2 separate regions of the Mus musculus genome follow, and region 1 is linked to region 2. The links are chromatin loops, found by intact Hi-C in ENCODE. Cell type or tissue: left cerebral cortex. All regions are shown on one strand. Each heading gives the region's core, and the rest is flanking DNA. Links, peaks and the distances in the headings are about the cores only.

Region 1 (2,914 bases), core at 137-2,636, 720 kb before region 2:
AGATGCTGAACAAGGTGCCAAGTTATAGTTGACAGGGGGAGTCCATATTCATGTTCTATAGCATGATGGTGACGATTATTATTCACAACAATTATTATATACTTGTCAGGAACTTGAAGAGATGGATTCAGAGTTCCTTGATAAACATATAAGGATGGAAAAAGGCTAATCACTTATATAATGTGCATATGAACTGGATAGCCATACTGTACTGTCATCAATACATAGAATTATTATGTATCAATGGAAAGAAAAAAGTCCTCAGAAAGCCATTGAGGAATTAAGAAAAAAATACAAAAGGATCAAATCAGGTCTTTATGCCCTAAGTCCTCTAAACATGGTATTTAAACCTTTTTGTCAAATGACATTATTTAAAAATACTGCTAAGTAGCTACATAGGCTCTCCCACTTCCTGTTACAAGGAGTGACACTGGGAATGGCTTTACAGCTTTAATTCACGCATGGTCAAGTATTCCCATGGCGGCAGAACAGGAGCCTGCAATTGACAAGCTTTCATCTCTAACCAATTCTCTCTCTCAGTTAATTATTGATGACACAGTTAGGTATTGAATTGGAATCACAGCGACCAGAAGCGACATCTGGCCTCTGAGAGGTGACGCAACATTAATTTAATGCCCTAGCTGTTTTCTGCAAAGAAAGGTGTCGCTCCTTCTGTAGTTACCTTTGGCCAAGGACTCTGCTGCACCTGTAGCAAGGTACAGACTGGGAAAGGGTCCCAGTGAGCACTACCAGGAGGGGTGCTTCGCATACTCCCCCTGCTGTCTGCCTCCACTTGCTTCCCCCAGACACACGGGCTCTGAGGAGGACCCCGGTCTGACCTCAGGGAGCTTTGCATGAAGACCCCATCCTGCTGTCAGTAGATTGCTGCCTTGCCTTGTTTGTGGCTTCTCCATTTACCTCCTCAGCCAGTCTTACTCGGTACTGCTCAGAACCAGCAGGGACCCCTGACTCTAGGTCTTCTCGACTTTCTGGTTTTATCCCACAGTTTCCTGGATGTGCTGTTCTGATCCACATCAGCTGTCCGTCCACTTGAATGTAATGCTAAAGGGCCCTGCACTTCAGCTCCTCCCTATCTCTTCTCTCCCACTGCCTCCGAGAGGATGCCAGCTGCAAATAGGCTTTATAGACCTGTTGGTGCTCAATTAGCAGAGAGAGAAGAATTTTGCTCCACTATAAAAATCCTGGGAAAATGACCTTTGACCTGGGCCATCAAAACTGGGTTTCTGGTTAAAGTAATGGGGATGGAGGGGAGGGGAGATGAAGCCAAGCAGCCCAAGCCCAGATACTGATGCATTGGGGAAGCAGGCTTGCTCCAGCAGAGGGCAGACTCAGAAAGGACTTTTTTCCCCTTCTTAGCAAGGATGTGCGTGCTGCCAGCATCAATCTGCATCAAGTCAGTTTTTATGGAACTAGGTTTCCCATCAGGACTCCAGCATCACCCAGCTTCTGTGTGCATGGCCCACTCTTACAGCCTCCCCCTCCCCTGTGTGGGTCCCAGGGTCTCCATGTGCCCCTCCAGACTCTCGCTTTGCTTCCAGCCTTCCCATCTGACCTGTGTATCTGCCAAATGACCCACTAATTCATTTCTGGTACTTAGGCCCCCTTGTGGCCATTCTCAGAGCAGTTCTTTTAACCGTCCACTCACAGCTCAATTGAATGCTCTGAAATGTCCCCAAGCTGCACTCACTAGCTTCCCATGTCACTGCCAACCTCAGGACACATCTGATCTCTTCTTCAGACGTGTTCTCATTTGACTACATAGTCCACCTGTCCATTAAGGGACATTAAGGGACCATCTAACTGCACATGATTCAGCTGAAGCTTGACCTGTGGGGACCGGCTTATTTGGAGGTATGGGAGGGCCTCCACATTCTATCTAGAGGTTTAGTTGTTAAGTTACTTTCCTTCAATCTACAACATACATTTTCTCATGAGGGCTACTTAAGATCTGTTAACTGGGTGATTTTTTTTTTTTTTGATAGATTTTCTGTTTCACAGCTTGATTAGAAAAATTTCCAATGCCTGTTTGATTAAGAACAAATTCTCATTTAGTAAAATTCCCTTGCTTGCACGATAAAGAGTAAATGCCTTTATGTGCTCTAGAACAGGGTTTGGACCCCCCACTCACCCATATCGTTTAACCCTCACTTTCCCATTCCAACCACCAACTTTTCCTCAGTTCCTCATACTCATTGTGGCAGTATAATAGGGTTGTTACCGATCTATCCTGTAATGTTCTGTGCTACATCTTCAGAGAGGCCTTCCCCCACATCTCCAAATAAGTCGGTCTCCACAGTTCAAGTTTCAACTGAATCATGTACCATTGGATATGCCCTTAAAGTATATCCCGCTCCCCTGGGTAATCAGATAAAATCATTTAATTTCTTCCACGGCTCCCCCAACTCCTGCCCTGCGACTGTTGGGTTCGAAAGAGTAGAGAGCCTGTCAGGTTTGTCGCTGTAGCCAGCCCAGTGTCTCATGCCTGAAATTTCCCTCCCACCTCTCTGCTCTGGCCACACTGGCCTCCTGCTCTCACCTGGCATTCACTGCCCACAGTGGATACTTCATCCTTTGCTTCAGGTTCTGGCCTGCATCGTGCCCTCCCAGAAGGACCTCCTGGATCACATTCTGAAACCTGAAGCTCTTGGCCGGCGCTATCGTCCTCTTTGCTGTTTTCTGGCTCTAGCATCTCTCTGTAGTGAGCACTCTACACCATGATATCTCTCTGCAGAGAGCGTGCTACACCATGCTCTCAGTGGCTGCTCAGTCTGCTCCGCAGCTCTAGCACCAACCTCTCTGCTTCCCTGTTTGCTCTGTGACATTTACGACAGCATCGCCTTTCTAGGAAGCATTTGGTAAACGTATGTGGAAGGAGGGATTCCAGCCTGGCTCA
Region 2 (2,914 bases), core at 263-2,762:
AGATGCTAATTATATGCTAGCTGAAAACAATTAAGATTTCTCTCAGAGAGTGGAAGGCATTATCGTTTAAATATGTTCATTCAAATATTTTCACACGTTTTTATGGGCCTGGGGTAGCTTATTTAAAATCAAATAAATAATTAACATTGTGAGAACTTGAATGCTGACCAATGTGGATCGATTTCGAAACCATCCCTTGGAGTGAGATAGAGGAGCAAGCTACAGAATGTGACATGATGCCATGGCTTGAATCTCAAAGGTGCCCTCCTCTGCTCCTGTTTTATAAACACTTGTTCCCAGCTGGCACACTAATTTTTTGGGGGAGAGATGGGACCTAAATGGGAGAAGTAGGCCTTTGAAGGTGTTATCCGATCCTGGTTCCCCAAAATCTGTCTCCTGTTCCACCCTAATGTGAACAGCCTCATACTTCGGCTGCGATGACTCAAGCTGCCTTTTCCACACCTTCACAGCCGCAAACCTTTCCTCTCTTCGGCTGCTCTATCTGGTGTGTCATGGTCATGGTGACTCAAAGGGAACTGATACACAGTTATTTATCATTTGGTCTAATCTTCAAACTACAGAGTCCTTCTGTGGATCACGTAGGAATAAACGCACATTTAGAAAAGTCATGAAACCGCAGCTCAGGTTGTTATACGTCAACGGCTGGCTGCTCTGACGACCCCCAGAGTGCCAGTGGCTCAAAGAATAAAGGATCGCTTGTTCTCCCGTTGCGGTTGCCTGTGGATGTTTCCGGTTCCGGTGGCCATTCCAAGATCTCAGCTCTTTCTGTCTTATGGCTCTTGGCTTCCATCTCTTCAGATGGCGACTGGAAGAAGGCCCAAGGGACAGAATCTGATCTGTGACTATTTGGGCAAAAGAAGTGACATTGCCAAGTGCACCCTGGGCCACGTGGCAAGGATGAAACCTTCAGGCCATATCAAACCGCCGGGAAGACTAGAACCTAGGAAGTAGCATATTGAGCCCCAGAAGAAATAGTCCATCGGTGCTGATAAGTCTCCAGACGGGATGGCACACAGGAATCCCTGGTAGCTGCTCTGGTGCTCAGGGGAAAAGTCGCCAGGGCCATGTTGCCGATCTCATATCTTAAAAGTTGAATGGAGGGCACATATGACTTAATTAGGCCACTCTCCATTTTCTCCCTCTTGACAGGCTCAACAGCTTCATAGAGAAGAAATGTGGAGGCCAAAGCTTGTATCATGCTTCATGTTACCCAGTCTTCGATCTTCAACTAAACCAGGGCCGACCAATGAAGGCACGGTGAGTTTGCAATGTTCCTTATGATATCGCCTGTTTAGCTGATAGTGACAAAAAGAGGAGGAGAGGAAGTGACAGAGACTGCAGATGGCCCCCGAAGCTTAAAATATTTATATCTGGCCCGTAGAAAAGACTTGTCTGCCACTTTGCTCAAATTAAAGAAAACGTGGCTTGCTATCCAAAAACCATATGTCAGAACTTGCTAGGTGGCGGGGCGCCGTGCTCACATCAGATCCTTAAAAGCTTTAGGGCTTCTGGGATTGCCATTGAGTGAGTGGGACAATAAACTGATGCAGAGAGGTGGTAGGGTTGCTACGAGGGAGGTTGCAAAGCTCTTCAGAAATCGGAAGTCAGGCTTTTAACTAGTCTGGCCTGCATTTGCTTCTCCATCGTTGTGATAAGCCATGCATGCCGAAAGGCGACTGGGGCTGGGTGGCTCAGAGAGTGGGTAGGGGGGTATTTATTTCAGCCTCAAGGTTATTGTACATAACCCAGGAAAGCCAGGGAAGGAAGACAGGCAGAAACCAATGCACAGGCCATGGAGGAGTGCTGCTCATTGGCTTGCTCTCCGTGATTTGCTCAAGCTGCTTTCTTATACAACCCAGATCGACCTACCCAGTAGATGGGCATTCAAACATTTAGTCATTATCGAAGAAAATACCCCTGCAGCCGTTTCTTGATTGAGGTTTACTCTTCCTAGATAACACTGGCTTGCATGAAGCTCTCCAAGTAACAGGCAGCCTATCTACTTCTTTGCGTATCCCTTTCTCATTTACTTTTACTGTTAGAAGTATTTTCTGAATCGTGCTCTCTGGATCGTGATATAGTGAACTAATAAAGTCTGATGTCTACCTCTGGTCTCCCACATGTGCACACACCCATACATGCACCCACAGGAAAGACCATCATGCAAAGGCTAGAGAACATTCGTGAAAAGCATCCTGAAGAGTGCGAAGTAGAGTCCATGTGGTTTGGGTAACCTTAAACCTAAAAGTACTCAAAATTAAAAATTTAGAGAAAGAATACAATTGCCCCTGAACAACTGAACAAGAAATCTGATGCTGTGGCTACTGAATGAGCACACTCTCAGGGCAAGGGTGTGGTGACTGGCACGCACTCCAATCTGCCAGCTGTTATCAGGAGCCCAGGCTATGCATATCCTTCTAGTCCAACGGACAATGTTCCCATGAGCAGAGGCCATACTCTGCAGATAGGCCCTGTGCTCTGCCCCAGAAGTCTGCAGAGGATAGAATGCAGCCTGTAGACCTTCAGCCTTACAGCTGCTGTGCCCTAGTATATAAGGCTACTAGATAAGGGATGGGGAAAATGGCCACGGGTGTGATCGAGGCATTTGGGAATGGGGACAGCTGAGGACAGCCCTGAACAGGCGGAGGATGAAAGTCTGTCTGGGATATAGGTAGGGACGGAAGAGGAGATGGCTCTTTTCACAAGCCTGGATGAAAGGAATCTGAAAAACTGGGTATTTAGCTAGAGGGCTGTGGAAAGACTGAAGCCACACCCTACCACTGGCTCACAGTAGGAGCTTTGCCTGCACACTGTTCAACCTGACCATGCCACCAGATCTGGATCTGGTTGGTGTCTAATCTAGACAAGCTCTCAGTGCCCACGACAAGGGTCT

Evidence for each region. A loop is a pair of places that touch in the nucleus more often than their neighbours do. Peaks named below come from ENCODE experiments on the same cell type or tissue, not always from the same donor. Only the 100,000 strongest peaks of a DNase experiment are listed, where the experiment ranks them.
Region 1: it touches region 2 in a loop (3-fold over the local background); 7 of 42 quality-filtered maps call a loop at or near these places.

What each region holds. Positions count from the first base shown.
Region 1 is chr17:66,753,938-66,756,851 of GRCm38, forward strand. All of the region lies in intron 18 of Ptprm (protein tyrosine phosphatase, receptor type, M), which reads right to left. Among named protein-coding and RNA genes, the nearest start is that of 1700016K05Rik, 41 kb to the left of the region's middle. In left cerebral cortex, for the core only: a CTCF peak has its summit at 1,602 (motif pointing left); DNase peaks (open chromatin) are centred at 1,376 and 1,614.
Region 2 is chr17:67,475,968-67,478,881 of GRCm38, forward strand. No RefSeq gene overlaps it. Among named protein-coding and RNA genes, the nearest start is that of Gm36152, 120 kb to the left of the region's middle. In left cerebral cortex, for the core only: no CTCF peak of the experiment used is centred there; a DNase peak (open chromatin) is centred at 1,442.